Regions from separate parts of the Homo sapiens genome. Here regions 2, 3, 4, 5 and 6 are each linked to region 1. The links are chromatin loops, found by intact Hi-C in ENCODE. Cell type or tissue: OCI-LY7. All regions are shown on one strand. Each heading gives the region's core, and the rest is flanking DNA. Links, peaks and the distances in the headings are about the cores only. Region 1 overlaps GRK5 (G protein-coupled receptor kinase 5). Region 2 overlaps GRK5 (G protein-coupled receptor kinase 5). Region 3 has its middle 5.1 kb from the start of EIF3A. Region 4 overlaps RGS10 (regulator of G protein signaling 10). Region 5 overlaps GRK5 (G protein-coupled receptor kinase 5). Region 6 has its middle 53 kb from the start of RGS10.

Evidence for each region. Hi-C counts contacts between places; a loop is a spot of excess contacts. Peaks named below come from ENCODE experiments on the same cell type or tissue, not always from the same donor. Only the 100,000 strongest peaks of a DNase experiment are listed, where the experiment ranks them.
Region 2: a loop joins it to region 1, with 6 times the contacts of the local background. A loop is called at or near these places in 7 of 110 quality-filtered maps.
Region 3: a loop joins it to region 1, with 4 times the contacts of the local background. A loop is called at or near these places in 7 of 110 quality-filtered maps.
Region 4: it touches region 1 in a loop (3.0-fold over the local background); 5 of 110 quality-filtered maps call a loop at or near these places.
Region 5: a loop joins it to region 1, with 5 times the contacts of the local background. A loop is called at or near these places in 23 of 110 quality-filtered maps.
Region 6: a loop joins it to region 1, with 6 times the contacts of the local background. A loop is called at or near these places in 6 of 110 quality-filtered maps.

Annotation. Positions count from the first base shown.
Region 1 is chr10:119,304,508-119,309,717 of GRCh38, forward strand. The region is part of intron 1 of GRK5 (G protein-coupled receptor kinase 5); the gene reads left to right. Among named protein-coding and RNA genes, the nearest start is that of GRK5-AS1, 32 kb to the right of the region's middle. RefSeq lists enhancers at 1,560-1,639, 2,050-2,149. In OCI-LY7, for the core only: CTCF peaks have their summits at 2,346 and 2,552; DNase peaks (open chromatin) are centred at 1,434, 1,784, 2,274 and 3,274; H3K4me3 peaks cover 3,335 bases; H3K27ac peaks cover 3,247 bases.
Region 2 is chr10:119,366,747-119,371,956 of GRCh38, forward strand. All of the region lies in intron 2 of GRK5 (G protein-coupled receptor kinase 5), which reads left to right. Among named protein-coding and RNA genes, the nearest start is that of MIR4681, 8.6 kb to the right of the region's middle. RefSeq lists an enhancer at 2,381-2,700. In OCI-LY7, for the core only: no CTCF peak of the experiment used is centred there; a DNase peak (open chromatin) is centred at 2,925; H3K4me3 peaks cover 1,619 bases; H3K27ac peaks cover 1,368 bases.
Region 3 is chr10:119,083,271-119,088,480 of GRCh38, forward strand. No RefSeq gene overlaps it. Among named protein-coding and RNA genes, the nearest start is that of EIF3A, 5.1 kb to the left of the region's middle. In OCI-LY7, for the core only: CTCF peaks have their summits at 2,189 and 2,392; DNase peaks (open chromatin) are centred at 2,241 and 4,431; H3K4me3 peaks cover 1,788 bases; H3K27ac peaks cover 3,032 bases.
Region 4 is chr10:119,500,162-119,505,371 of GRCh38, forward strand. It overlaps RGS10 (regulator of G protein signaling 10), which reads right to left. Exons shown (of 5, transcript NM_001005339.2): 5 at 1-98. Among named protein-coding and RNA genes, the nearest start is that of RGS10, 40 kb to the right of the region's middle. In OCI-LY7, for the core only: no CTCF peak of the experiment used is centred there; a DNase peak (open chromatin) is centred at 2,310; H3K4me3 peaks cover 1,180 bases; H3K27ac peaks cover 1,402 bases.
Region 5 is chr10:119,414,924-119,420,133 of GRCh38, forward strand. The region is part of intron 4 of GRK5 (G protein-coupled receptor kinase 5); the gene reads left to right. Among named protein-coding and RNA genes, the nearest start is that of MIR4681, 40 kb to the left of the region's middle. In OCI-LY7, for the core only: a CTCF peak has its summit at 2,134 (motif pointing left); a DNase peak (open chromatin) is centred at 2,158.
Region 6 is chr10:119,487,110-119,492,319 of GRCh38, forward strand. No RefSeq gene overlaps it. Among named protein-coding and RNA genes, the nearest start is that of RGS10, 53 kb to the right of the region's middle. In OCI-LY7, for the core only: CTCF peaks have their summits at 2,821 and 3,028; DNase peaks (open chromatin) are centred at 2,552 and 2,792; H3K4me3 peaks cover 779 bases; H3K27ac peaks cover 390 bases.

The sequences.
Region 1 (5,210 bases), core at 741-4,740:
CCCCGTCATTCCTCACAACCCTAGGCGGCAACATTGACATTCTTCTTCCCATTTTGTGGATGCAGAAACTGAGGCTCAAAGAGCTTTTGGCCTAAGGTCATCCACCTAGCGAGCAGCTGAGCTCACCCACAGGCCCCTGAGTCCCGATTTAGGGAGTCTATAACCAGCACCCAACACTGTCGCCAGTGCACCACGCTGCCTGCTCACCAGCCATCCACCAAGGGCTGGCTCTGTGCCTGTCTCTGTCTAGGGGTAGGGCATGAGAACCGACCCCATGCAGTCCCCACCCAGAGATGCTTGCCCTGTGCACGCAGATGCGGACCAGCAGGGCATTTGCAGAAAGGCAGTTGTTCGCTTAATGAGAGGTGTTTGGGCAACTCCCTCCTTCTGTCCCTCCCTCCCTTGCTCTTTTCTTCCTCCTTTTCTTCCCTTCCTTCTTCCCTACCTGTTTTTCTTTCATCTCTCCCTTCCCTCTCTCCTCTCCCACCCCCTCCCTTCTCTTCTTTCCATCTCTCCCTGCAGTTTTTCTTTTGCTGACACCTGTTTCTGAAAAATCTTGGGTGTCTGGCTGTGGGGAGCTGCAGGAAAGCCCAGATGAGGTCTCCTGAGCTTCACCTTGTGGTTGGCAGCGAGGACTTGACCTAGAGCCTCTGACCTTCCACCTCCCTGGGCTCTGAGCTCCAGAGTCCCGTGGTCCTCCAAGGCTGTGGGAACCCGTGGTCCCCTCCCTTGCCTTTCCTCTCTTCGCTGACAGAACAAGGGGCCGGCAGAGGACATGTCAGGTGTGTCTCAGAGACCTGGGGGAAGATGGGCTCAACATGACCTGCTTCTGGGGTGACACCTCTGCTCACTCACTTATTCAAGCATTCACTCGTTCACAGACATGTCAGAGGTCTGCTGTGTGCCAGGCACATGTCCTAGGCACTGATGAGCAAAATGGACGTGGTCTCTGTCCTCTTGGGTGGAAGCCCCATAAAGGCATAAGTGAAAATTTGCTGACAAATTTTGATAGCTGCTTTTTCAAAGCCAGACACTGACTGAGGAGTGGTGGGAGAGAGCTGTGTGGGTATGACTTGGATTGATTGATTGGGGATGATCAGGGAAGGACAAGACCCTAAGACCTGAGGACTTGGCCGGGTGAAGTAGGGGCAGCAATAAAGTGCCACTCCCCGGGAGACACGTGTAAGTGCCCAGAGCAACGTCATTTGAGAGGTAAAAACCTGGAAGACCTAACCTACGTGTCTCTCAACAGGAGAGTGGATGGAGGAATTATTTTGACAAAACCTGTGGGTATGCAGGTTTAAAGAAATTTTGTTCCCATTCTGTAAGCTTGAAATGTTTCATTGCAAAAAAGTGATTCTGGAAATGTGTATCTAGCAGAGGAAATGACATATGCAAAGGCCCTGAGGCAGAAAATAACTCCCAGTGAGGAAGCAGGTGACGGCCTGACCACTGTACTTCCGGTATCTCTGCTCTCAGCCACCCCTGAGACCATGGAAAGGCTCCGTGTTGAGCCCTTGGAAGGCCTCCCTGGGAGTCCTGGGTGTCAGCTGGAGGACTGTGTGATGGTGAGGGAGTTGAACCACTGGGGCAGTGCCCGCCTGGGCTGGATTTGGGGGAGGGGGGAGCCTTTTGGATGAGTCAGTCCTCTCTGGTTGGAAACAGCAGAGTCTAGTTGAGGCTCTGCCAAGGACCCGTGGTGATTCTTGTCGCCTTTTGTGGAGAAATTTGCCCGCTAACAGGCCATCTGTGTGAGGTGAGTCACTGTTTCCCCCGTTTTGTTGATTGCAGACACCTCTGTGTGAGTCTGTTCAGCCTGAACTGCACACACCGATAAACTTCAGTGCCTGGATGAGCAAGCTTCCTGTGTGCTTCAGCTTGGGGCGCATGTGCGCTTCTTCTAGGATTTTCTGAAACTTGGTCAGGGGCTCCTGGATCATGATTGCAGATTGAGAGCCACTGAGCCATTCCAGGTCCTGTTTTCTGATGTGAAATGGAAGCCCAGAGTGGGGATGTGTCCAAACCCACACTGAGATCACACAGCGAGGGAAGGAAGCCGGGGTCCTGGCTGACACTTGCGGGGCAGAGCACCTTCTCTTGGCCCCGAATATGGATTTTGGTGTCCCTAGTCAAGATTTGTTCTGCTGACTTCTCCTGGGGAAAGAGGTGTCACGTCTGCCTGAGCCCCTGAGCCTGGTGGGTGGGGTGTGAGGATCTGGCCGGGGCCGCTGCACCTGCAGGTGTTTCCTGCAGACATTCTGCTGGGGAGCACTTCCCCTCTTCTCCCTCCAGGTGACTCACTGGGTGCAGTGTCCTCTAGCGTCTACTGGGTGCAGGGCACTGGGGAGACATGGGGGATGCTTCTTTGGGCTCGTCTGTACTAGGTATGGTTATAGGGTACTGGGGGTTGCCTAAAAAAATGCTGTGTGACCTTGATGGCTCACTTTTTCTCCCTGGGCCTCTGTGTCTCCAGCCGTCAGTGAGGAGCAGGCGTGGGTGATCAGCAAGGTTCCTCTCAGCTCTGATGTCATTCATTCTGAGTTAGGTGGAGAGTAGGGGATAATTGCAGCCCTTATTCACTGAACTTTCTTAACTATGCTAAATGCTTTACGTGCATCAGCTCATTGATGCCTATATCTATGTGGTTACAGAGGAGCCAGTTGAAGCACAGAGAGGTTGAGTAAATTTCCTGGAGTCACACAGCTAGTAAATTACATACCTGGGTTTAAACCCAGGCAGTCTGGCCCTGGAGCATGCAGTCTTAATCACTGCATGATTAAGGCTGAATCATGGTCCCCTAAAGATGTCGTATCCGAATCCCTGCAACTTGTGAATATGTTACCTACCTGATAAAAGGGCCTTTTCAGATGTGATTAAGTTAAGGCTGTTGAGATGGAGAGGTTATCCAGGGATATCAGGTGGGCCTGATTAGAGGGAGAGTGGACTGTGCCTGTGAAAAGGAGTTCAGAGTGATGCAGCTTGAGAAAGACCTGACCAGCGACTGCTGGTTTTGAAGGTGGAGGAAGGGCCATGAATTGAGCCAAGGAATAGAGGTGGCCTGTAGATTCTCCCCTGGAGTCTCCAGAAGGCACACTGCCCTGCCGACACCTGGATTTAGCCCGGTGAATCTGATTCCAGACTTCTGACTTCTAGAACTGTAGGATAATACATTTGTGTCTATAGCACTCCATTTGTGCCGTTAATAACTTGTTACTGAAGCAAGAGGAAACTCATGCAGCCATGCTCTACTCTGGTCTCCTGGTGGCGAGCCCTCCTTTCTGCATACACACTGGATTTTGAATTCTGAGGGGTAACAACCTCATCTTGCCAACAGAGCCCTCCTTGGCCATTTCACAATTCAAGAAGCATTTTCTAGGAAGCCTTTTAAAGCCCCACTGCCTTGCCCCAGCTTGCTCTGTTGTGTCACAGGAATGAGGTGGGGAGAGGACAGAGGGAAAGGGTCATGGGGAACCTGGGGCCCCAGCCTATACCCTGCCTCTATGAGGCTCCATCTGAGCACCCACCTCTCCAGGCATCGTCCTTGGTCCCCTGGGAGTGGGCACCCATGGCGGGTCTGCACTGTATGCCCAGTGCGCCTTTGTAGGCCGAACCTGCAGGGTCAGAGCTGGGTCTAAGGCTGCTCCCCAGGTCCTTGCAGGAACATAAGTGCCCGGGTTTATCTTTGGGCACTAGAGCTGTGCCCACAGCAGCTCCTGTTCAGATCTGGATCAGGGTCAGGCCCCCATCACTGATTGCGCACCCCAGGCACGCCTCACCCTGCCCCGGCCTCAGCTTCCTGATCTACAAAATGGGTGTCATGCTGCAGCCCTGCCGAAATTGTGTGCTCATGGTAGAAGTGACTGGGAAGAACTCTGCGTGTGGCAAGGGCTCTCGCTGCTGCTTCGGTACAGTCATCTGTAGGGTCATCTGTGACGTATGGGCCAGGCGTGTGCCCCCTCAGAATCCTCTCTGGGTCCCCTGACTCCTCCCCAGGAGCAGCCCACTCCATGGAGCTTCCCTTGGCCCCAAGTGCTTGAAGGGAAAGGTGAACACAGTCGGGATGACAAAGTTAGGAGGCGTGTGTTTTTCTTCCCGGTGACGTTGGGCCGGTCAGCCCGCGTCTTCGTAGCTTCAATGGCTTCTCCTGTGCCACGCGGTGGGGGAGCTTTCTTACGCCTCGTTCTGAGGATTAGAGACAATGGCTGCACAGGCACTGTGGCTGCCATGCTCAGGCCTGCCCTCGCTCCTGACCCCCAGGCCAGCTGCTTCCTGGTTCCAGGGGGCCAGGAGGAGGATCTTAGTGTTAGCCTGAGATCCTGGGCAGGTCCAGTTCTGAGGCAGGGGAGCCCTGTATGGATTTGGGGGAATGCTGGCAGGATGGCCTGCCGGCCCTTTTCTCCCCACTTCCCAGACGGAGCTGAAGGGAAAGGACTCTTCCCTGAGGGAGGCAGATCTTCCCAGGGCCTGTCTGGGAGCTCCCTCCAGTGAGGAGGCTGGTGCTGAGGCTGGGAGGGCTGGTGCCCAGGGCCCGGGCTCTTGAGCCTAGATGGAAACTGGGGCCACCTTCGGAGTTCTTGCCACATCCCTGCAGGGCTGGTGCGTGAGGGACCGTGTGGTCTCTAAGAAGAGAGGGTTCAGCCCAAGGGTCACCTCCTTCAGGAAGCCTTCCCTGATTCCACAGGCAGGGTTGATTGTGCCTCCCCTGTGCCCCCTCAGCCCCTCTTCCTCTAGTATTGTCACCTGGCATGGGTCAGTGCCGCCCACGAGCCTGTGAGCTCTTGTAGGGCAGGGGCCACGTGCCAAGCACCAAGTAGGTCCTCGATATGAGTCTGCACAGTGGATGGAAGAACTCTGGGGGAGGCAGAGCCGAGCTCAGTAAGGCCTTGGTGGGAGGGAAGCATGCTGGGAATGCAGGGTCCAATGGGAGTGTTGAGGGAGGTTGAATCAAGGACAAGGAAGGGTCCTTTCAACCCCCAGGTCCTGTGACCCTATGTGAGATCAAGAGTCAGGGCAGAGTAATGGCGACAGCTCACATTTACTGAGTGCTAACCACAATCTCACTTTGGCCCTAGCAGCCTTCTTAAGAGGGTGGTGTTTCCCCATTTTACGCTTGAACAATCTGAAGCTCAGAGAGGGTAAGCAGCTTGCCCAGGGTCACAGAGCTATGGACAGAGACCAGATGTGAACCCTCATCTCTGTGTTGGAATCCT
Region 2 (5,210 bases), core at 720-4,719, 62 kb after region 1:
TGGACCCCTAGAGGTTGCCAGATGGTGCCACTGATGTGATGTCATCCACCTCTCAGGGTCCCGAGTCTTTGTCTGCTGCTGCCATGGATCCCTTAAAAGTTAAAAGATGCAGAATAATTGTTCTGCTGTCAGCAAGAGCTGAGTTCACATCCCAGCTCTGCCTCTTGCTAGCCTGTGACCTTGTGCCATTTCCTTCTCAGTGTCTCGATTTTAGGCATCTAAAATGTGGGCTGATGATAGCACCTGTTCTGGAAGGCTGTTGTGAGGATTGCATGAGACATGCATGTAGTGTGCCTAGCATTGTGCCTGGTACGCAGGAAGCACCTCATTCATGTCAGTTGCTATTGTTTCCATTATTGTTATTATAATACATCAGGTGGCAAAGTGGAAAGGCCAGTGTCTGAACCAAAGCTCATGTCTTTCTGAAAACCAGCTCTACCAAACTCTAAAGATCCGTGTCGAAAATCCCGACACCACGAGCTAGAATTCTGCTAAGCTCTAGCCTTCCCTGTGTTAGATTCTGCTGAAGCAATGTGCCTCTCCCCCATCTCTCATCTGGAGTGTGGGCATTGGTGAGCTCGTGTGCCTGTGAAACACCCATCTCTTCCTCCTTCAGGACACGAAGCCTAGCCCTTCTTGAGTCTGGGGCCAAGCTGAGCAAAGATGGAAGGAGGCTTGGCAAGAGTTGATGTCATTTGACATTTAATCACCAAAGACCCAGATTGGGTCCCAGCGAGTTAAACCCACTGCGCCCTGTTCTTGGGCAGACAGGGTTGGGGTGTGGTCACATGGTTGGCTGGGAGAATCGGAGCTGTATCTAAGACTCTAAGAGCACAGAATAATTGCTTTCAAACATTTGTCCTCTACATCCCAAGAATGACAGCCAAAGGGCAGTATAACAGAAAGACAGGCTTGGTCTCAAAATGGGAATGGCCTCACAGCATGGTGTTGATAAAGAGTATTGGATGCTCTGCAGGTGAAGTGCTTCCTGTCCCTGTGAGTGCACACGCCAGGGCTGGCTGAGCCCTTGATGGGGATCATGTTGGGAGGATTAAGGGTGGCTGGGGGTCTTGGGACCCTGAGACATCAGGACTTTCAGGAGACCATCAGTTGCCTCCACCTTCCGAGGCATTCATTTCTCCAGCTGCTTTTGGCCAGCACAGCCGTGATCCTCGCTAGACCCCGGCCAGTGGCCCAGGAAGAAGCCAGGCGCCTCGGCAGGGCCAGGGCAGGAAGAGCCAGGTCTGCCTGGAAGCTGCTATTTGCCTTGGTCCCTGGCTTGCCCAGCCGTTTCCTGGCCCGGCCCTCCGTGGCTTTTGCTTGATTAGCTCATAGCTCCAGGGGAAGCCAGACCCCGGGCCCTGGAAGGCAAGATGGGCCCCCAGTCCTCCCTGGCAGGCCAGGGCAGCGTGCAGGAAGGATGGGCTGGGCATTGCCATGTGAAGTCAACCTGAAATGCACTTGGGAGAGACTGAGGCACTGAGCGGAAGTAAAGACTCCCAGATTTCCTGAAATGAAAGCCAGGGCTCCTTGGCGCCCCTCAGAGCCCCAGGCCTCTGCGAAATGCTGCCTTTAAACTCATGCTTGTGTTGCTCCAGCCGTATTGCCACGTCGCAGGTGCGGGGTGGTGCTGGGGGCGGGGGATGGCAGCTGGGTGGGTTTAAAGATCCCCAGCAGTGGTGAACCCTCCTTGGGGCTCTGACGCTGGAGAAAGGCCCCATGCCCTGTGATGTCTCCATTCCCACCAGGCTCACAGCCCCACTGTGAAGCTACCGAAATGGGAGGCATTTAAGCCCCCCTTGTTCATCAGCCCTATTTTGTAAAAGGGGAAACCAAGGTCCAGAGAGAAGAATGATGGGTCAGAGGTCATGCAGGGTCAGACGTGGAGCTGGACACAAAGCCCAATCTCCTAGCCCCAGTCCCATGCACCGATGTGCTTTCTCGAAAGGGGCATGCCAGGCAGGGCCCCTGGGCTCAGACCGCCTCACTTCTGGGGGCTCTGGGCTTACTGTGCTGCAGCTCTGAGCAGCAGGCAGCCTGGCCCAGCCTTGCCTCCGCCCAGGGACCTGAGCCCAGGGAGCCATGCTGACCCTTTCGTTGCCTTGGACAGAAGCCACCTTAGGCACAGCCCTCATCATCTACTTGGTTCAGGGAGGCCTTCACTTCTGGCAGAGCATCAGGAGAACGTGGGCTGGAGATATATACTCCCCAGTTTGGAAGCGTGTGGCCTCCCTGTCACAGTGATCTGTTTGTTGGTTTGTTCAATCATTCATTCATTTTAGATAAACACCTGTGCTCCTGCCTGGGCCGGGCACTGATCCAGGTGGTGGGGATAAAATGGTGAACTGGACCTTACAGTTAATGCAGTGTTGGAATCACCTAGGGAGCTTTTTAAGAAAATACTGACGCCCTGGAGATTTGATGCAGTCGGTCTGGGTGTGGCCTAGGAGTTTCACTTTCTAAAACTGCATGTATCTGGATGAAATTTCTTTACAAGGAGAAAAAAGGTTGTAGAAAGAATGTCCTTCTAAGTGGATGGTGTCCCAGGTGCTTTTAGGCGGAGCACAGGTGAGGAAAGGCCCTGGGTGTTCAAGACACAAACAGTGGTCATCACTGACCAAGGCTGTCCCAGGTGCCCCGTCCCGGCTCACTGGAAGGTCCCGCCACAGGCCACGCAGGGTAAAACAAACCCGAAGTTCTTCTGAGCAGCTGCGCATTCCCCAGGCCCCGCACGGAAAGGAGAGCTGTCTGGCAGTCACAGTTCTTTGCTTTCCAGGCTCTTCCTGATCTCAGTGATTTTGCAGCTGTGCTTTTAGGAGAGCTGTTTTCCCCTCATTTGTAAAAACTCAAAAATATGGAAAAATAGAAACAACCACAGGTCACGCATGGGTGTGTTTCCTTTTTGCCCCGGCTCTTAAAGCACCAGCACTGCTGATGCGCCAGGTGCCTTTTCTGCGGACGCCTCTTTGGTGTCCCCAGGCTAGCACAAAAGTGGAGGTTGCAGTCAGCCTGCCGGGCTTCCGGGCAGAGGAGAGGGCTCAGAGCACAGTGCTTTGGACCTTCTTTCCGATATGCCAGGCCCCTTCCAGCGACTGCCTGTCCAGCATCAGGATCTACCTGCCAAGTGGTCCTGCCGTTCCCTCAGTCCACCCCCACCCCTGACCCTCCGTTTACCCAGCCAGTTCTTTGCCCATTCCCACTGCAAGGAGATATCTAAATTGTTTGCCTTTTTTGTCCTTGGTGATAGAGGTCACTGCCGGACTCTGGCAGCTCCATTACTGCTCATGGTGATGGTATAGTCCATGTCCTGTCCATCTCAGCCCCCAGCCCTTCCCCAGACTCCTGGATACCTCCCTGACTGCATCTGATGGGTTCAAGCCAGAGACCTGGACCCTCATCAGAGAGGCAGGGGCCCGCACAAGCACCCTTCCACCCACCCTTTTCTTCCTTCCACAGACCCACAGCCTAGAGCCTTCTTTCCTCCCCACTGTCCCCGCCACACTTCCCCTGCCTGGCAGCCCAGGCCCAGACACCCTGCGATTCAGTGGTTTCACATGTGGCTTCTCCAAGTGCCACCAAACTTTGTGAGACTTGGGCTTAATAATTTCGATCCCACAGAAACATGTGACAAGCACAAGACATTCCGTAAAACTAGAGCCCAGAACGAGAGGGACGAATGGCACAGGAAGATGGCAGGGCTTGGTTTGGGTGTGTTTGTGTGACACACCATATGTCATTTTTTATTCACACAAAAACATCTTTCTTGAAGTAATAGAAGGCCACTCAGCTGTTGCTAACCACATACCAAATGTTTCCTTTTTCCTCTCCTGCGCCTTCCAAGGGGCGGGCTGGGAAGCTCTGCTGTTATCCGTGATGCCATCTCGCCTTTCAAACGTCAGAGAGCTTTTTCCTCGGAGCAAACGCCCGATTGTTTTTTCCAGCTTTGGCAGGAATTTTTAAGAGAAAGCTGTTTTCGAATCACTTCTCTGTTTATTGTTTCAAACCTGAAATACGGCAGAGTAGAGGGCTGGCAGCCTCTGTCTGATCCTCTCTCCCCATGTCCATTTCCTAAATTGCATTAGGATCTATCAGGGACCCCCTTCTCTGCCACAGCCCCCCGTAACCTGGTATTTTGGGAAAATGAAGTTAAATAAAATAAAATAAACCTTCAGTTGGTGGAGAGATGGTTCCAGGCATCCCTTTGGACACCCCCCTCCTTCCACCCCCCCGCCCCACTCCAGCCTCACAACCTTTACAATCAACATGTGGTTTCATTTCCAAGAGCCCCAGTGTTAGCATTTCCATTTCCTCAGGAAGCCGCGTTCCGTCCTTGCTCTTACTTCTGAAATTGAACGTGTGTTTTCCTTGGCCCGAGCTCTAGGAGTGCCTGGGGCAACAATGCACACAGTCCCAAGCAGGTTTCAGTGGGGTGGACAGCCCTCCCCGCACCCGGGCTGCAGCTTCTCCCCGCTCCCCGTCCCCAGGGATGGCCGCCCACTCTCCCCTAGCCCGGTGGGAGGGCCTGGCTGTGCTCGGGCCCCGTGGCCATCCGAGGGAAGCTGGGCCGCCCTCACTGCCTGTGTCCTCGCCACCTCCTATTGGGAAACTCTGGTTGCCCTCCAAGAGTCCACATACTGCAGGCTCTTAATTAAGAAAGTATGTTCCCATTTCATGTCACTCGAAAAGAATGAAAACAGTGACAGCATTTATTTATCTTAACTATCAATATCATTCCTGTTTCTCAGTCCGCTGGGGGTATGAGTCTTGAAGGAATTGACTGGGTTATGAGATTTGAACCTCGGGCATGTGCTGGTGGGACACATGTGGCCTGCTTCCGAGAAGGAGCCTTGAAGGAAGAGCAAGCAGGCTGGCATGGCCCTGCCCTGCCCTGCCCTCCCGGAGCTCAGGGCCGAAGGGCTCGGTGACAGTGGGGAACTCCTGCCTGCTTTGGTGCTAATGGAGAGTCAAGGTTCCTTTTTCACCAGCTACCTCCTATCTCCTTTCTCAGTCATCGGAGAAGTAAAACCCATCATTTCCTGAGTCTGATAGAGGAGATAGGATCTGTCCAGTGGCTGCTGTTTCTGTGGCACCTACTGTGTGCTGAGGCTGGGCCAGGTGCTCACATGCGTTGTTGCCAATCCCCGGCAGCAACCAGCTAACTCTGATGGCCTCAGGTAAAGGGACTTGCCCAAGACCACACAGCCATCCAG
Region 3 (5,210 bases), core at 687-4,686, 220 kb before region 1:
CGAATCACAAAGTCAGGAGTTCGAGACCAGCTTGGCCAACATGGTGAAACTAAAAATACAAAAATTAGCTGGGCATGGTGGCACGTGCCCATAATCCCAGCTCCTTGGGAGGCCAAGGCAGGAGAATCACTTGAACCCTGGAGGTGGAGGTTGCATGAGCCAAGATTGTGCCACTGCACTCCAGCCTGGGCAACAGAGCGAGACTCCATCTCAAAAAAAAAAAAATAGTAAAATGGCCTCATTCGTTATTACTCATTATTTGGTATGCCTACAACAACACAAACACTAGAAACTTGGGAGATAGGTGGGGCGCAGTGGCTCACGCCTGTAACCCCAGCACTTTGGGAGGCCAAGGCAGGCGGATCACAAGGTCAGGAGTTTGAGACCAGCCTGGCCAATATGGTGAAACCCTGTCTCTACTGAAAATACAAAAATTAGCCGATTGTGGTGGCAGGCCCCTGTAGTCCCAGCTACTTGGGAGGCTGAGGCAGGAGAATCACTTGAACCCGAGAGGTGGAGGTTGCAGTGAGCCGATACCACACCACTGCACTGCAGCCTGGGCGACAGAGCGAGACTCTGTATAAAAAAAAAAAGAAAGAAAGAAACTTGGGAGATAAAATGAAATCCAATATCCCTACATATTGATCCTTTTGCCTTTCAAATTATTTAAAGTATATAAAGCATTTAGTAATATAACAAATGATCATATATGTGTATTTAAATAAAATTATGTACGGTCTAGTGGCATTTTGGGAATGAATAAAGGTGTAACATCAATTTCCAGGATAAATTTACCTATTCAACGAAGGTGGCCAGGCGCAGTGGCTCCCGCCTGTAATCCCAGCACTTTGGGAGGCCAAGGCAGGTGGATTGCCTGAGTTCTGGAATTCGAGACCAGCCTGGTCAACCTGGTGAAACTTTGTCTCTACTAAAAATGCAAAAATGAAAAACCAAAAAAAAAAAAACTAGCCGGGCGTGGTGGTGCTCACCTGTAGTCCCAGCTACTCAGGAGGCTGAGGCAGGAGAATTGCTTGAACCCAGGAGGTGGAGGTTGCAGTGAGCCGAGATGGAGCCACTGCACTCCAGCCTGGGCCACGGAGTGAGACGCTGTCTCAAAAAAATAAAAATAAAAATAAATTTTTAAAAAAAATCTACCAACAAATATTCAGTACCAGCTAACAGCCATTGGATGCGGAAGATAAAAAGATCAAGATGCCTGCTTTCCAGGAGTTAATGATTTACTGGTGAAAATAAATGAATACATAACGAGCGACAAGATAGGATTTAATCTGGGCCAGGAGAAAAGGGTAATTATTTGTTGTCGATTAATGCTTACTTAGTAGAAAACAGGCAACCTGAAGATGATAGAAACCACTTTGGGAAATGGTAAGAGGAAGTAATCAGGCTCAGGGTTTTTTCTAACTAATCAACTTACTTTTGTATTACATATGACTGGATCATTAATATGATGTTTTAGGGTTTTTTTCTGACTTGAGTGGAGTAAACATGATTCCCAGAAAGACAATTGTTAGGAGCACAAGGGAGGTAGTACATTATACATATTTGCAACATAGTATCATACAGCTTTAAAACACGTAGCATGTTTTACAATTTACAAAGTGTTTTCACATTTCTAGTTTTATTTACAAGTTTGCGTAATGAAGGTATTTGTACCCCATGAGCATAATGAATTTCAAAGAGGTTAACTAAGGTTCACAGTAATACATTCCTTCAACAAACCATTATCAAGTGCATTTCATGTACCAGGCACAGTAAGCCGGGCGTGGCGGCTCACGCCTGTAATCCTAACACTTTGAGAGGGCAAGGCGGTGGATCACCTGAGGTCAGGAGTTCGAGACCAACCTGGCCAACATGGTAACCTTGTCTCTACTAAAAAAATAGAAAAATTAGCCGGGGTGGTGGCAGGCGCCTGTAGTACCAGCCACTTGGGAGGCTGAGGCAGGAGAATCACTTGAACCCGGGAGACGGAGGTTGCACTGAGTTGACATTGCACCACTGCACTCCAGCCTGGCGACAGAGCAAGACTCTGTCTCCAAAAAAAAAAAAAAAAAAAAAAAGATACTGGCTTTCCTATACCTAAATACCCCTTTCCTCCTCCCCATCCCACCCACCTTCACCCCACTATCTGCTGCCAGTACTTCAAGCCTCAGCTCAAAGGCTTCCTCTGCAAAGCTTTTCCTGACAGCCAGGGGGTGACTGAACTGCCCCTTTGTTTGTGCTCTTGGCTCATGCAACCGTTAACTCCATCATCGCCCATTCTTGAGCACTCTGCTACCCCTGCAACCCTCACAGGCAGCTGTATTCCTTCCTTGAGCCACTGACTCCTGGAGGTGGCATCAGTGACCACCTGTGACCTGACCTTCACAGTTGGATCCTCTGCCTTACCTCAGCCACTCACACACATGGTCATACCCTAGAGTCTAGACCAGAGGTCAGCAAACTTTTTCTGTGAAAGGCCAGATGGTACATATTTTAGATTTTGTGAGCCAAGAGGCAATGTCTTCAACTTTTTGAGCAACTGTGCTTGCTGAAGGGATAATAGTCTCTCTCTCTCTCTCTCTCTCTCTCTCTGTGTGTGTGTGTGTGTGTGTGTGTGTGTGTGTGCGTGTATCTTTTTTTTTTTTTTTGAGACAGAGTCTTGCTCTGTTGCCCAGGCTGGAGTGCAGTGGCACGATCTTGGCTCACTGCCAACCCTGCCTCTTGGGTTCAATTGATTCTCCTGCCTCAGCCTTCCGAGTAGGTAGGACTACAGGCATGCACCCCACGCCCAGCTAATTTTTGTATTTTTAGTAGAGATGGGGGTTTCACCATGTTGGTCAGGCTGGCCTTGAACTTCTGACCTCAGGTAATCCACCCGCCTTGGCCTCCCAAAGTGCTGGGATTATAGGCGTGAGCCACCGCCCCCAGCCATATATTTTAAAATGCAAAGATTATTCTTAGCTCAAGGCTGAAAAACAACAGGCAGTAGACCAAATTTGGCCCACAGGCCATAGTTTGCAGACCTAAATACCACTGTGTATGAGCACAGTGGCTCATACCTGTAATCCCAGCACTTTGGGAGGCCAAGGCGGGTGGATCACTTGAAATCAGGAGTTCGAGACCAGCCTGGCCAACATGGTGAAACCCCATCTCCACTAAAAATACAAAAATTAACCAGGCATGGTGGGGTGCACACCTGTAATCCCAGCTACTCCAGAGGCTGAGGCAGGAGAATTGCTTGAACCCGAGAGGCAGAGGTTGCAGTGAGCCAAGATCGCACCACTGCACTCCAGCCTGGGCAACAGAGCGAGACTGTCTCAAAAATAAAAATGCAAACAACATGGTGAAACCCCATCTCTACTAAAAATACAAAGATTTGCTGGGCATGGTGGCACATGCCTGTAATTCCCAGCTACCCCGGAGGCTGAAGCAGAAGAATTGCTTGAACCTGGGAAGCAGAGGTTGCAGTGAGCCAAGGTTACACCACTGCAGTCCAGCCTGGATGGCAGAGCAAGACTCCATCTCAACAAAAATAAAATAAAATAATAAAGATCTTAGTTCCTGGCGGGGCGAGGTGGCTCACGCCTGTAATCCCAGCACTTTGGGAGGCCAAGGCAGGCAGATCACATGAGGTCAGGAATTCAAGACCAGCCTGCCCAACATGGCAAAACCTCGTCTCTACTAAAAATAGAAAAAAATTAGCTAGGCATGGTGGCAGGCACCTGTAGTCCCGGCTACTCAGGAGGCTGAGGCAGGAGAATCGCCTGAACCCGGGAGGTGGAGGTTGCAGTGAGCCAAGATCGCACCACTGCCCAGACTGGGCGACAAGAACGAAACTCAATCTAAAAAAAAAAAAAAAATCTTAGTTCTCAAAATCTCAATTTCAAGATTCACTTTTCAGCCACCACCTCCTATTGTTAACTCTATTGTGCTCCAACTCTAATGACCCTTCTGTTTACCAGGACCTACAATCCCTTTATCAATTCTGCTTCCTTTTCACTACCCCTCATTTCCCATGGCCTCTATTTCCCCCTTTTCCCACTCAGATTCTACAGTTTTGTTCTTTTCTTCCTCACTTCTCCTTTTATTCTACTCAGCAAATCCCAACCCTGGTCAAATCCAACCCTCCACCTACACCTTGCCTGCAGCCTAATGTGGCCACAGAAGAATGTATAAGCACGTTGACAGGTCTCACCTTAAATTCAAGACCACAGGCCTCAACAAGCACGTTGTTGCTGCCCAGCCATCCTATTAAACTTCTCTCGGCCCTATCCCATTCTCCCAGATGATTGTTTCATACTTTTTCCTCTCTCTCCAATCCTCTAATGCTCCTTGCTCTACTTTACTCTCAGCCAGGTCCTGCTTTCCCATAGCACTGAAAACAGTGGGGCAGCTAGAAGAGAACTTTGGCACCGTGCCATCTCTCCCCCAACTCACACCTGCAGCTGTGCTCAGATGCTCTGCCTTCTCTCCCTCCTCCCACTCTGTAGTCTGGGGCTCCTATCTCAAGCCAACCCCTATACACCAATGCATTTGATTCCATCTCTCACATGCAGGGGTGACCCCTTCATGTCCTTGAAATACTTCCTTCACTTGGCCACCACTCAGCCTTTCCTGATGTTCTCCTTGCTTTGCTAACTACTCTTTGCTGCTGTCTCATCTCTGTGACCTCTGAGGTTGAAATATCCCAGGGCTCAGCCCCTGGACCTCATCCTTTCTCTAACTATGCTCATTAGTTGGTTCTAGCTTATAGCTTTAGGAATCATCTCTAGGTCCGGGCGCGGTGGCTCATGCCTGTAATCCCAGCACTTTGGGAGGCTGAGGTGGGCGGATCACATGAGGTCAGGAGTTCGAGACCAGCCTGGGCAACATGGCGAAACCCTGTCTCTACTAAAAATACAAAAATTAGCTGGGCGTGGTGGCGCATGCCTGTAATCCCAGCTGCTCCAGAGGCTGAGAAAGGAAAATCGCTTGAACCCAGGAGGCGGAGTTTGCAGTAAGCCCAGGTTGCGCCATTGCACTCCAGCCTGGCGACAGAGCAAGACTCCGTCTCAGAAAAAAAGAAAAGAAAGAATCTCTAGGGCTGGGCACAGTGGCTCATGCCTGTAATCCTAGCACTTTGGGAGGCCGAGGTAGGAAGATCACCTGAAGTCAGGAGTTTGAGACCAGCCCGGCCAACATGGCAAAACCTTGTCTCTACTAAAAATACA
Region 4 (5,210 bases), core at 726-4,725, 200 kb after region 1:
GGCAAATCTTCTTCCTCTTCCTCGGTTCGCTTGTGTTTTAAAAACAAGTCAGACTTTAAGAAGCGGCTGTAGCTGTCGTACTTCATGAGATTAAAGATCTAAGGAGGAAAAGAAAAAAGAGTCTGAAGGCTGAGGCTAATCCAGGCCATAAATCATCCCATCAGATATGTATTAATACCTACCATGTGCCAAAGAATACTAACATGTGCAAAGAACACACTAAGAAAGCTCAAATAAGTCATCTGCTAGACAAGGCAGATTTCCTGGAGATTTTTGGTCATTATGCAATAATCTCAATGGAATATATAGACAGTCACATGAACAAATATGCCTTTATTTTCCACGGAAATATAGATTCACACAGCACTGATTCAGACCCTTGTACCAAGAAGTCCTTCAAGACTCTCCACTTTATTTGCCTAGATAAGACAAGGATGTATTTCTCCAAGAGCTTGAGACAGCCGAATAGAAACCATTTCTGTAGAGACAGTGGTGTTAAAAAGATCACTGACATATCATATGATGCCAGCATTGTTAAGACTCCCAGTAAGTCTGGCATCCGAGATCTCAAACAAACCTATTATTGTACCAGGAGTCAAAATGAGGCGTGCTCACTGCAGGGCAGGGCAGCAAAACTATAATCTTAGCAAGGGAACAGGTCCCAAATAAAGAATAGAGCAGCCAGCTGCAGAATGCCAACATCTGTGCCATCAGACAGGCTGGGGAGCACATCCCTAGAATGAAACAACTCTAAGGTATGTCAGGTGAGCGAAGAGGACACCCGACAGAGCTGAAGTGCCCCAGATTAGACGGCTGCCCCCGCCGGCATGGCAGGTGCTCAGAGGGCTGTCCCCAGGCACAGTAGCTTCCTCTGGCCGCCACTGAACCTCTTTTCTGGGCCACAGTCCTTGTGACCAGCATTCATTCTCCCCCACTGCTACCCAATCCTGTGCCATCTGCCCTCCTCCCTTGCCCCAGGAAAGGGGCAGAGAAAGAGAAGCACAAAGCCTTTTCCAGCTGTCAAGGGCTATGATCTCTTTCCCACCCCTCATTTCTCTCTCTCTCAGACCTTTCCACTTAACTCGCAGTACACTCTGCAACTAAAAATCCACATGGTTCACCCTGGTACACGGAACAACCAAGTGGAAAGTTCCAGAGATGTCTAGAATGTCACTGACTGCCAGGCGGGGTTGTCAAGTGGATGGTAAAACCCTGACATCTTTTAAGGCTGCCCTCTCCCAACACACATACACTATTTTGTAAATTAAACATCTGAGGGTGCTGGGGGCGGTGGCTCACACCTGTAATCCCAGCACTTTGGGAGGTGGAGGCAGGTGGATCACTTGAGGTCAGGAGTTCAAGACCAGCCTGGCCAATATGGTGAAACCCCGTCTCTACTAAAAATACAAAAATTAGCCGAGCGTGGTGGCACACACCTGTAGTCCCAGCTATTCAGGAGGCTGAGGCCAAAGAATCACTTGAACCCAGGAGGCAAAGGCTGCAGTGAGCTGAGATCACACCACTGCACTCCAGCCTGGGCAACAGAGTGAGACTCTGTCTCAAAAAAAAAGAAATAAAATAAAAATTAAAAATAAAACAAACATCTGAGGGACTCAAAGGACTCAGAACATCTGCTTGGAGGATGGGAGGTGCTTCAGGAGGGAACTGGAACCCTCAAATTTTACACCTTCATCTTCCCAAGATGGCTTCAACCACAGCAGAACTGCCTGAGTCACTGTGCTATAAACAGAGTCCACAACCCAGAGAAAGACCTGGGACTTTAGGTTTTCTTTAAACTGTTAAACTAGCGCCTGCCCATCCCCTGGTGCCCTTCTAGTCTTGCCCGAGTCCTCCAGCTGCTCAGCAAGACCCTGCCTCCTTAAGCCCCTGTCCTGTGCCACACTAGAGCAGTCATCTATCTTGTAGCCATCCTGTAATTCCAGGTGTGATTGTAATTTGCTGAGGTTTACAGAAAAAAAAAACAAACTTTTTTTTAATCCCAGAAAATACAAAAATCATAGCCAGGGCTGAGGTGGGGGATGAGAAACGCCATTACTCCTTCATGGCCTCCCACCGACGTGCTAAGCAAGCGTCACCATCTGCCTTATTCAGCCCTTCCAGGCACAAGAGTCCCCAAGGGGAAACTTTCAGAGGCTCACCTAGTTCAAAGTCTGCAATGAACGCTCAAATGTGACTAATGAAACCAGTTGCACGAAGGTCCCACCTGGCACCCAGCCTCAGTCCTGTACCCACTCCCACCCCAGGTCCACGCAGATGGGACCCACCACTCTAAGCAGGATGCGGTGCGACCCAAGCGTCTCGTGTGAAGTCTGCATGTGGGAGAGGAACATCCTGTTTGCCTGTAGTGGCTCTGAGGCTCAGACTTCAAAGTAGAGAAGAAAAAAGGCCGGTGCTGGGGGCACCCAGGGCAGAGGAGGAGGGGGAGGGAAGGAGGCTGCTTCGGCTGGGAGGAAGCTCAGGGGCTGCACCGGGCTGGCAGGACTCGACCCCGAGATCCCGAGATCCCAAGGCTGCCAGCAAGCCTGAGGGGAGGGGGCTGCGAACTATTTATTAAGAGCATAAGGGCCACTCCCTACTGGGGCAGGTGTGAAATGCCCCACGAGTGCAGAAGTCCCTCAGGCAGAGGTTTCCTCCTCTGAGAGCCCTTGCCCATCTCCCGTGCTGCTGCAGTGACTGGGAGGCAGCTGTGGCTGTTGGACCCAGACAGGCTGGAGAAAGGAGAGGATGTCGCCCCCAAAGCCCTCGTGCGCCTGGGCTGTGGGAAGCCTGATTGCTTTACATGGGGTGCACGGGCAGACTTCTGACTGCCACCGGCCAACGACCCCCTGGGCCTGGCTCAGGAGCACACAGCAACAGGGTGCTCCTGGGACGGGGCTCAGCAAAGGTGACTTAGAGGATGGAGAATGCAACTAAGGCCGGGTGCGGTGGCTCATGCCTGAAACTCCAGCACTTTGGGAGGCTGAGGCGGGCGGATAGCAAAATCCTGTCTCTACTAAAAATATAAAAATTAGCAGGGCTTGGTGGCACCCACCTGTAGTCCCAGCTACTAAGGAGGCTGAGGTGGGAGGATCACCTAAGCCCGCGGAGGTTGAGGCTGCAGTGAGCTAAGATCACGCCACTGCACTCCATCCTGGGTGATAGAGCCAGACCCTGTCTCAAAAAAAAAAAAAAAAGAGAATGCACCTAAAACTTTCTTCCAAGAAAGTGGCCAGAGATCGTGTGCCCAGCTACTGGCCAGAGCCTCATCTATCACAGGGAAAAGAGCTGTGACTGGGGCCCAGTAAGTGTTTACCAGTGGCTGAAGAGAAATCGTGCGCTGTGCAGCAGCAGAGGCTGGGGAAATGAACCCGGCTAGTACCAACGCGGCTGCAGTGCCCTCCAGCCCTGCGCTGGGCAGCGTGTGGGCATTCTTTCATTCAGTTCTCCCTCCAGCGCTCTGAAGACCCCCATTTGACAGAGGAAGAAACGAGGGGCTTAGGGGTTCCTCACAGTTCTGGAGGCTAGAAGTCCAAGTCAAGGTGCCATCAGGGTTGGTTTCTCCTGAGGCCGCTGTCCTCGGCTCGTAGACCACACCTTCTCCCTGCGTCTTCACAGGGTCTCCCCGGTGCACGTGTGTCCTTACCTCCTCTTCTCACAAGGACACTAGTCAGATTGGGTTAGAGCTCACCTCAATGTCCTTGTTTAATGTTAATTACCCCTTTAAAGCCCTATCTCCAAATAAAGTCACATTCTGGGGATTAGGACTTCAACATATGGATTAGGGAGGGGAGCACAGTTCAGCCCATAACAGTGAGCAAAAGAGAAGGGCGGAAGGCCAGCCCTGGCAGGCTCTGCAGCCCCCACTCCCAACCATGAGGCCATCTGCCACTCGCATGGCAGGACAATAAAAACGAGGGCTGCAAAGAGAGTAACATGGAAAACTGCCCGTGAATGTTAAATGACTGATACTAAATTTTAAAAACACACCCTATCTAAAAACAATGATCCCAAATACGTTCTTTTTTGTTGTTGTTGTTTGCTTTTTTGAGATGGAGTCCCACTCTGTCACCCAGGCTGGAGTGCAGTGGCACGATCTTGGCTCACTGCAAACTCCGCCTCCTGGGTTCAAGCGATTCTCCTGCTTCTGCCTCCTGAGTAGCTGTGATTACAGGTGTGCGCCACCACACCCAGCTAAGTAGAGACGGGGTTTCACCACATTGACCAGGCTGGTCTCAAACTCCTGACCTCAGGTGATCCACCCTCCTAGGCCTCCCAAAGTGCCGGGATTACAGGCATGAGCCACCACGCCCGGCTCCAAATACATTCTTTAAGAGTGTATCCATGTGTCTAAGTGAGAAACAATATGTCCCCAAAGGTCAGTAGTGGGGTGAATGGTGTTCCCCCAAACTTACATTCACCTCGAATCTCAGAATGGACCTCATTTGAAAAGAGGGTTGCATAAGGGTCTCAAAATAAAATCATACTGCATTTAGGGTAGGCCCTAAATCCAGGGACTGGGTGTCCTTATCAGAAGAGGAGGGGACACACTGAGGGAAGAAGGCGTGTGAAGGCAGAGGGAGACATCGGTGATGCAGCCACGTGCCAAGGAGCGCTAAGGAGTGCCGGCAGCCACCAGCAGTCTGTAAGCTGAAGGGGCAAGTAAGCACCCCCCACACCCTCTCGCCACCACCCACCAGAGTCTTGTGGAGAACAGGGCCCTGCCAACACCTTGATGTCATATTTTCAATCCGTTTCTGCTGAGCGAATACGTTTCTGCTGTTTGAAGCCACTTGACTTGGGGTCATTGCTTATGACAGTCCAAGGAGGCTCATCCAGTTGGCTTGTTGATTTCACCTCACCCCGGCTCAAACACAGAAAATGAGATGGGCCTAGGGGTCCCAGACAGTTCCAACAAGCAGGGATCCCTGAGGGGGAGACATGACCTCACCAGGTTTGGACTGTGATGGGCACCTGAACAACACGGTCAGACTCCTTAAGGGTCCACAAGGCAGAGAAAGAAGAAAATGGAGCTATCTGGGCTAAGCAGGAGGCCGCAGGTGAGTGGAAGACACGGGAACAGAGCTGAGGCCACCATCCGTCCAACAAACGGCTGCTGGTGAAGCGGAAAACTCAAGTTGGCGGCTGAGCTGCATTCTGCATCTTTTTTTTTTTTTTTTTTTTTTTTTGGCCAAGACAGCTGCGGCTTAGCA
Region 5 (5,210 bases), core at 411-4,410, 110 kb after region 1:
ATACAAAAATTAGTCAGGTGTTGTGGGGCGTGCCTGTAATCCCAGCTACTCAGAAGGCTGAGGCATGAGAATAACTTGAACCTGGGAGGTGGAGCTTGCAGTGAGCCAAGATTGTGCCACTGCACTCCAGCCTGGGTGACAGAGTGAGACTCTGTCTCAAAAAAAAAAAAAAAAAAAAAAGAAAAAGAAAAAAGAAATGGCAGTGATGGCAGTGATGATGAGAATGATCGTAGCAGCCTTCTCCAGGAGGTGAGGCTGGAAGAACGGTCCTGCCTGCTGGGAGGATCATCTTAGATGTGGTTATGTCAGAAGCAGGTCCTAAAGAACTGGGTGGGGTTTGGACATGCCATGAAGGGGTGGGAAGGAACGAAGGGACCAAGCAAAGGTCCAGTAGCCAGAAAGCTGGAGCTCGCCCAGGAAACAGCCAGTGTGGGGCCAGAGCACTGGAGAGCAGGGGAAGAAAAGGGGAAGCAGGTCGGGCAGGGTGTTGGGGGCCAGGTCTAAGAAGCCACTAGACTTGGTCCTATAGGCATTGGGGGCCGCTGATGCTGTGTGGTGCAGAAAAACTCCTTTGGGGACCATTGTGTCAAATGAAAGAGCAAAGAGTAGCAGAGACCTGTGAGGAGCCTCCTCAATAGTCCAAACAAGAGAAGAGAATTCTCCAAACCAGGGTAGTCAGCTGGGGATGGAGAGGAGGCAGTGGGTGGCAGAGACGCCACGGCTGAGATTGCTAGATGTGAGTGTTCCCAGCTGTGAAATGGGGGCCAGCTGGTTTTGACTGGGGCCAAGGAGGCCAAAGCCATGTCCTTCCTAGAGGGCTGGCTCAGGATACCTGGTTAAGGGCTTATACCACTCAGATCCATGCCTCCCAGTCAGAGGTGCCAATCCTGGCCCCGCCATGGGCCAGCAAGTGACTTGCAGGGGACCCCTTCTCTCAGTTTCCCCATCTGTGCCATGAGTGGGTTGAAGGGCTGAGCCCTGAGGGGTCTTTCCTGGAGGGTCCTCTGATCTCCACCTCCTCCGCCGTCTCACTCCTGAATCTCTGAACGAGTATCAGGCCTGTGTTTCTGGACAGTTCCCAGGGTGACGCGGGGCAAAGGATTATCGGTGGCTCTGGGGAGGCCTCTGGGTGTAGCTCTGAGTTGATTTCATGGTCTTTCAGTCCCGCTTCATCCCTGGGTGCCTCCAAGGGCACCAGCCAAGTACAACTGATTCCATCTCCACCCTGACACTTGAAACAAGGGATGTTAATACAGGGAGATGCTTTGGGAACCAGAGCCTCAAACATCTGGAGTTTCGCACTGATGCAGGAAATGATGTCCCTTCCTCACGTCAGTCATTCATGGTGCAGAGGCAGGGAGCAGTGCCGGGAGAGCAGGTGCAGCCGCCTTGGCGACGCCATCCTCGGGGCTGATAACTCAGCCACTGATAGCTGCCCCAGGAGGGGGTCAGCCTCAAGCTACGGCAGCATTCCTGCCAGCCGTTCCTGCTTATTTCCCATGATCTTCACTAGTCCCTCTGACTCCGAACAGCATCTCCCTTTCTGTTCAGTGCTGACTCTGTCCTCCAGGCGCTGGCCCTGCAGTCCAGCTTCTCTCTCCTTCAAGGTCCAGGCCTGTATGACCTCTCTAGGGCTCCCTCTCGAATTGATCGCTCTCTCTCTCTCTTTTTTTTTTTTTTAATTTGAGACTGCTTCTCACTCTGTTGCCCAGGTTGGAGTGCAGTGGCTCAGTGATCTCGGCTCACTGCAACCTCCGCCTCCTGGGTTCAAGCGATTCTCGTGCCTCAGCCTCCTGAGTAGCTGGGACTACAGGCGCATGCCACCATGCCCAGCTAACTTTTGTATTTTTAGTAGAGATGGGGTTTCACCATGTTGGCCAGGCTGGACTCGAACTCCTGACCTCAAGTGATCCACACACCTCGGCCTGCCGAAGTGCTAGGATTACAGGCGTGAGCCACCGCACCTGGCTGAATTGATCCCCTTTTTCCCCTCAGTTGTTGTTGCAGAGGCCGTACTCCTCTGGTCTGAGATTATAGTCAGTTGGTAATTATTCCAGGTGTGCCCACCTGGCCTCCCAAGTCTTTGGGGACCAGAAGGCTGGCAGGCCGTTGGGGTGAAGGAGCATAGGGAAGCAATGGCACCACCTTGTGGACGGCCTGCTTCATGGGCCTTGGCTGAATGCGTGGAGGCAGAACTGGGGTTGGGCTGTCGCCTGCCCTTGTGCTTGGGTCCCTACCTCTGTAATGCCACTGAGGGTGGGTGTCTGAGCATCAGCCTCGGGTGTGGTGGGTGATCCACACGTGCTTCCCGGATTCAGTGCTGAGTGTGGTGCCCACTGGGGTGGCTTCATGCCCAGGCCTGGCCCCTGCCTTCCTCCTCAGCACCCCTCCTCCCCAGCCTGCCTCAGTGTCTGAAATACTCCAGATCATTCCTGCTTCAGGTTAAGCACAGATGGCGCCTGTGAAGCGGCAGTTGACCTGGGAGGGGTGCGGCAATGAGCATTTGCTGTACCAAGGGGTGCTGGGGGCAAGGGATTAGCCAGCAAGTCACCCCATTCACTCTAAACCCATTGCTGTACAAATGCAGCTTCAGGACAGGCCCCTAGTTCTTCTCTCCAACCACACTGCCACCCCAACAGTCTCATCATTGAAAATTCCAAGGCCTCCCGTGCATTGAATCGTTAGTGGTCAGCAATACATCATCCACACCATGCCTGAATATCCCAGAGGTTTCTGCTCTGATGGAACAGAAGATGAGAGAGGCGACCTACGCGGCATGATACGGTTTAGGGTCACAGCAGCAGAGGATGCATGAGATGAGGACAAAAAGGAGGGGAGAGGCTTAGAGAGGAGTGAAGGTGCGAAGTCACCCTAGGCGTACTTCATCCGTTTCGGTGGGGGGTCTGCCCTACTTATGTTCCAAGTGATGGGAAGAGCTTTTCTCCGTGCCCTGTGGTGCCCAGAAAAACATCCCAGGCAAGTTTCATCTCTTGCTACCTGAAGAGGTACATTCTGGTCATCACAGATATCAGGAACTGCCCGGATCCCCAGAACCAGTGGCATAGAGCAGAGAGCGAGTCTGGGCCATAGGGAAGAGGTGGTAAGAAGGAGTGAGTCATCGGGGGTCCCGAGGGGAGTTCCAAACCAGCACGAGCTCTGTCCGATCTGCCCGCTGGAATAGCAGGCAGCCTTGGCTCCCCTGGCCCAGTGCGGCCCCAGGTTCCTCCAGTGCAGGATTCAAGGTCAATTTCCCATCCCAAGAGAGAGGCAGGGCAGGTTCTTTTACCTCCAGGTGAAGGGGGCTTTTATACAGAAGAACCAGCTCACAGAGCAGGCAGAGTGCCCCCAGCTTCAAGGTTACCTCTGTCCCTCCCCAGCTTCAGGGGGGACCAGAAGGGGAGAGTCCTTCACCAAAGAAGTGGGTGGGGAGCTCAGCGCTGGGGAGTGATTGCCAGAGGGGTTCTCACAGCCCGCAGTTCCTCATGGCAGGCAAGGCCTTTCTCATCCAGCCAGAGGGGAGAGATGTCTCCTGCCAGCACCCCAGGCTACACAGCTGTGTCCCCAGGGCGTATCTTGGTGTCTTCAGCTGTCCCAGAGAGATGATTACAGAGCCCTGCTCAGGGATAGCTGGGTGTCACCCTGACTGTCATCAGAGTGGACTCTGGCAGGGCCAGGCTGAGGCTGACCACTGTGTAGCTTCAGCTGTGCAAGGCCACAAGGGGCAGGCATTCATGGCGGGGACTTCAAGCAGAGAAACTCCCCTGCTCCTTCCAGTTAACTTGATCCTTTCAAAGGAACCTTGGTGCCCAAATTCACTGTTGTGTTAAAGTCGAGGTCTGCAGCTAGAGCTGTTTAAGGAGACCACCTGGTGACCTGAGGGGGTCCCGGACCCCTGGGGCAATTTTACCAACGAGCACCACCAAGACCCCTTCCAACCTGGCTGCCTTCACCTCTGCAGGTATCTACAGGCCTTGAGGCCCTCACGCTTGGATTTCTGTATGGTTAGACATTCAAGGGGCATCTTTGATGGGGGAAGCGTGGCACCCCTGACCATCAGCTCCATCCCAGAGGGACATCCCTGCAGGAAGAGCTAGAGTGCTGCCCAGCCATAGCTCTCCTGACACTCCTGAGTCCTCAGTGGAGTGAGGGTAACATTTCTCTCCAGAACCCACCCGGCCTGTAGGGTTCCCCCCTCTCCCTTCTCCAGCCCACCGCCCACCAGCCAGGCATCTGAAACTGCATGGAATTCTCCTGCCTTGAAAGACCCAGTGGATGGATCCCGGTGCTGAGCTGAGGTTACTCAGAACCCCAGAGCCCTCTGAGCTTCTGGGTGCCTTGTTTCTTACACGGTGTATCCGATCTGACACGCAGCCAGCGGAGGGCCTTCTTAAAGAGTCTCTCTTTGTAAGTGACTTCCAGGGAAGGACCAGACATCCTCTGGTTCCATTGATGCAAATAATAAATGTCCGACTACAACTACTCGCTTCTTACCCTTCTGGCAGGTTTGGGCTTTAGTTTCAGACGCAATGGCCAGCAGCTTCTTATTCCCATCTTACTGGCAAAGGTGTCACTCCCTGGAGGCACTTGAAAGGGGGTTGGGTTGGAATTGTTTAATCTCTTCAAGTCGAGCCAGTGGTTATAAAGCCAGACATTATTACCCACTCATTAACTCCCTTGTTAGGGCTTTGCCCTTGGGCAGAGCTCCCCTGCCAGCCAATCCAAAGTATGAGAGTGGTGTGACTTCATGTACACAGTTGGGTCACCTCTAGACCCTGGACAATCCCCTTCTCCCATCTGCTGAGAAGGGAGTTCAGTTGGCTGTCCCTGCCTGCAGGTAGGAGGGTCAAATTCTGCTTTGCCCCTTATTCCGTCTTCTATAAAGCCTTTCCCAGATGACCCCAGCTCACAATGACCCCTCCCTTCTCTGAGCCGTGGGGCTCATTGTCTCGAGCTGCATCACTTGCCTCTGCTATGGGACCAAACAGCACCCTGGTCCTCATGCTGAGCTCTGCAGAGTACCGGGGGCTAGGGTCAGACCTTATGGGTCCTGAGGGGATAAGGTGAGAGTGGGGCACAGGTGGCCCAGACAGCCCACTCCCTCCAGCCAGATCTCACTCATTAGACACCCAACCTAGGTTCAAATCCCCTCTCAGGCACTTACTGGCTGAGTGACCCTGAGAAAATTGCTTAACCTTTCTGGACCTCGGTTT
Region 6 (5,210 bases), core at 575-4,574, 180 kb after region 1:
ATATTGGGAATTATTGTTCATTTTATTAGGTGTACTAAATGTCCTTGTTTTAGGTGAAGCATTATGTCTGATTTTCTTTAAAATAGTTTGCCAGCAAAACATGAGCAGAGAAATGAATCATGGCAAAGTGTTCATTATTAAGTCAAGGTAATGTTTTTGTTATGGTTGTGTTTTTACTTTTCGGAATATTTTGAAATTGTCCTAATACAAAGTTTGTTAAAAGTGATGGGTTAGTGGTAAACTGAGCAAAATGATTTGCACTGAATAGGCAGGAATATAAAAATATGGACAACTCCACTGAAACTCCTCCCAACTCTGCCACAGAATCGGACATAGGCAAAATGGCACCTTGGCTGCTGAAGGTTTTGTGAAGTAGCCAATCTCCCTAATGGGAAAAATCAGAATACAACCTCAAAAAGCTCATGCATGGAGGAGGAGGGGCCACCTTCTTCTCACTCCACATGGCTGGACGAGGAGTTGAGGACAGAGTGTGTGGATTATCCATCTGCTGAGAACTGAGACACCAGAGCTGGGCGTCAGGATGACAGCACAGTGAGAGGCCCAGGACCCTCGATACCCCATCCCCAGCATCACCACAGCTCCTGGCTCACGTCGAATGTTCCACCTGGGTGGACTTCTCAAGGAGATGCTTGCTATGATCAGAATGTTTGTGTCCTCACCCCCAAATTCATGTTGAAACTAAAAGCCAAAGCAAAAGTATTAAGAGGTAGGGCCTTTGGGAGGTCATGAGGCTGGAGACTTCGCCAGTGAAATTCGTGCCCTTATCAAAGAGGCCCCAGAAAGCTGCCTCACCCCTTCTACCATGTGAGGACACAGGGAGAAGACGTCCATCTGTGAAGGAAGCTGGTCCTTGCCAGACCCTGAATCTGCCAGCACCCTGGTCATGGACTTCCCAGCTTCCAGACTGTGAGAAATGTCTGTTGCTTCTAAGCCATTCAGTCTAAGGTATTTTGTTACCGCAGCCCAAATAGACAAACACAGTGTTCCTTAAAAACTGCCAGGCACAGCGGCTCACGCCTGTAATCCCAACACTTTGGGAGGCTGAGGTGGGTGGATCACCCGAGGTTAGGAGTTCAAGACCAGCCTGGCCAACATGGTGAAACCCCGCCTCTACTAAAAATACAAAAATTAGCTGGGCGTGGTGGCATGTGCCTGTAGTCCCAGCTACTCAGGAGGCTGAGGCAGGAGAATCGCTTGAAGCTGGGAGGCAGAGGTTGCAGTGAGCCAAGATCACACCATTGCACTTCAACCTGGGTGACAGTGAGACTCTATCTCAAAAAACAAAAACAAACAAACAAAAAAACACTGCATCCCAGGCTGGGTGCAGCAGCTCATGCCTCTAATCCCAGCCCTTTGGGAGGCCGAGGCGGCAGATCACTTGAGGTCAGGAGTTACTTGGGAGGCTGAGGCAGGAGAATCACTTGAACTTGGGAGGCAGAGGTTGCAGTGAGCCGAGATCGGGCCATTGCACTCTAGTCTGGGCGACAGAGTGAGACTCTGTCTCAAAAAAAACAAAAAACAACAACAAAAAAAACTCTGCACCCCAGATGCTAGAAATATTCCATAGCCGAATGCGGTGGTAGTTATGAGTGTGTAGACAAATGGAGACATCCATAGAGCTCTCCACTTAAGATTTGTGTACTTTACTCTTTACTGAAATTAGGTACGTCTTAGTTTTTTTAAAAAAAATTCCTTCCACCAAAAAAAAAAAAAAAAAAAAAAAGAAGAAGAAAAAATGCATCCCAGTGAGCTGGGGAGGAAAGAGTGAAATTGTAGCTGCTTATCTGGGAAGCTTCAGAAATAAAACATTTTGGAACGACCACCCCGAGGTAGAAGACGAGGATTTGGAAATACACTTTTAAAATAAAGTGATGGGAGGCTGGGTGCAGTGCTTCACACCTGTAATCCCATCACTTTGGGAGGCTGAGTCGGGTGGATCACCTGAGGTCAGGAGTTTGAGACCAGCCTAGCCAACAAGATGAAACCCCATCTGTACTAAAAATACAAAAATTAGCCAGGCATGGTGGCATGCGCCTATAATCCCAGCTACTTGGGAGGCTGAGGCATGAGAACCCAGGAGATGGAGGTCGCAGTGAGCCAAGATCATGCCACTGCACTCCAGCCTGGGTGACAGAGCAAGACTCTGTCTCAAAAATAAAAATAAAATAAAGTGGTGGGAAAGAGAGACGTTTAGTATCTCAGCCACACTAAACCTTTAAGCCTCTGTGCACACAGCCAGTCATTTCTTGATCTCTTTGTTAATATAACTTTAGTATCAGGCAGTTTGTTGTACAAAGTCCTGCAGTTCTTCAAGTAATAAACTCACATCAAAACACTGTTTCCGAGCATTAAAAAAATATATAGCATTGATTTAAAAAATGAATGAACTGAACAAAGGTCTCCCACTAATGACCCTCGTGGGATATTTGAGAGGGTTTTGGAGCCAGCAGAGGCCAAACTAGAGAGTGGGGCGGGGTGGGGGCGGGGACGGTAGTCAAAAACGTCAGCGCAAGCCCAGGAAGTACCTCGAAACCTCATCTTCCTGCCCGAAGATGAACTGCCTGAACTGTGCGGGGCAGAAAGGATGGGAGCAGCTGCCCCACCTTCCTGCCCAGTCCCAGCCTCTGGGGAGAGGGTCTCCCCAGGGCACCCTTCTGGGAGAGACAAGGAGAAAAGTTGGTGGGAGGGGACGGTCTGACCAGGATGGGTGCCCAGGGCCTTGGAGGGTCCTCCCGTGCTGCAGGGACCCGCAAGAACCCCGGGAGCTGCCTCCCTCCACAGCTCACCAGCTCCCCCGTGAGCTCAAGCCAGGAATTTCAGGCAGGCTCTCGGGGGTCCCCAGACTTCCTTCTACTCCAAGGAGCCTGGGGAGCCCGGGACCTCCCAGAAAAGCATGTGGGCAGCTCTGCCCTAGGAGACCATGGTTCTTGTCAAGAAAAAGTCACCGAAGTCCAAGAGGCTCCTCCAAAGAATGTCTACTGAATTCCCTTCCCCTTCCTTCGGACACAAAATGTCTGGAGAGGCAACAACCTGGTTCCAGGTTGGAAATGGAGCCATATTACGCTGCTGGGGCACCCACCACTCAGATCTCCCTCTCACTTCTCTGGCTTCCCCCTGCATGTCCCCTTCTGGGCCCAAATCCTCTCCTGAGAGCCCCCCCACCCCTGGTTTCGAGCCTGCAATCATTTGAATGACATTCAGGTCCAGCTGGCTGCCCGTCGATCACGACTCGAACGCGGGGTAACATCGTGTGCATGTGTGTGCGGGGGACTGGGGGGACAGTGAAAGAGTCCCAGGCAAGGATCCAGGAGTCAGACCCGGCCGGGATCTGCTACCCTTCCCTGCGCACCTTAGGCAGACCACACGACCTATCCCTGGTTTGGTGGCCTCATAATAATCACCAAGGTTTATTAAGCCGCTGTGCGCAAGGCACTGTGCTGCGCACATTGCATGTATTATCTCATTGGATTTTATATAGTGCTAGCGTCTGAATGTTTGTGCCGCCCCCGACCCCCGCCCCAAATTCACATGTTGAAACCGAGTCCCCAGTGTGATGATATCAAGAGGCAGGGCCGGCTGGGGCACAGTGGCTCACACCTGTAATCCCAGCACTTTGGGAGGCCAAGGCGGGCGGATCACTTGAGGTCAGGAGTTCGAGACCACCCTGGCCAACATGGCAAAACCTCCTCTCTACCAAAAATACAAAAATTAGCCAGGCGTGGTGGCGCATGCCTGTAATCCCAGCTACTCAGGAGGCTGAGGCAGGAGAATCGCTTGAACCCAGGAGGCAGAGGTTGCAGTGAGCCCATATCATGCCACTGCACTCCAGCTTGGGTGACAGAGCGAGACTCCATCTCAAAAAAAAAAAGAGGCAGGGCCTTTCGCGGGTGATTAGGTCATGAAGGCTCTGGGTCGGCACCTGAATGAATGGGAATCAGTGCTCAGAGACCCTAGGGAACTTGCTTGCCCTTTCCAGCTGAGCATGTGCCCAGCATGTGAGGACATAAAAGGCACCATGGATGAGAAACAGGCTCTCACCAAACACCTCATCTGTCAGTGTCTTTAATCTTGGGCTTCCCAGCCTCCAGAACTGTGAGCAATAAATATCTGTTGTTTTTGAGTTACCCAGGTATTTTGTTATAGCAGATGAAACAGACTAAGGCATAGGGACCAATATTATCCCATCTAATAATTGAGAAAACTTGGGCTTGAAAAGATCCATGATGGCTTACGCAAGCTCACAGGGCTAATAAGCGACGGAGCTGGGATAGAATTTAGGCAGTTGAACTTCATGACATGAACATAACCACAATTCTCATGCTAACCAATAGTAAAATAATAATAATAAACAAATAATGAGGCTAGGCGCAGTGGCTCGTGTCTGTAATCCCAGCACTTTGGGAGGCTGAGGTGGGTGGATCACTTGAAGTCAGGAGTTTGAGACCAGCCTGGCCAACATGGTGAAACGCCATCTCTTCGAATGCTACAAAAATTGGCCGGGCGTGGTGGCGCACACCTGTAATCCCAGCTACTCGGGAGGCTGAGGCAGGAGAATTGCTTGAACCCAGAAGCAGAGGTTGCAGTGAGCGAAGAGTGCACTGCTGCCCTCCAGTCTGGGTGACAGAGCATGACTCCATCTCAAAAATAATAATAATGATGATGATAGTTGACAGAGGTTCTTTTAGTGCTAAGGTTCTGGGGAAACCTGCAAATTTAGTAAAGGTGGACCCACATTTTCATGTTTTCAGGTCATGATGAGTGACCTCGCTCCTTTAGGAAAAAAGAGAGAAATATTCCCTTTGGGAGGCACAGGGACAGCCTCCTGGGAGATCAGAGTCTCGCCTCTGCCTCTGCAATCAGCCAGGATCTGTAGACACAGATATTTATGAGGCAGTCTGCGGTGCTCTATTTCTTCCCCCATTCTTATGGGGGTGAGAGGGGCAGAAGGAGACCAAAAGCCACATACTTGCAAAGTCATCCTTCCTCTGGAGACCAAGAAGCAGCAGATTCTTTTCCTGGGAAACAAGTCTATCAGGCAGACATCTGTTACTCTTTGCGATCTGTATGCCATAACAGTTTAAAAAACAGAGTTTAAATGCTTAAAGAAGAAGAAAACAGTTTGCCTGTGTTGCAAAGCAGCATATAAACGGTGCTGGAATTAGCACAAGGGAAACATTTATCTTTCCTAG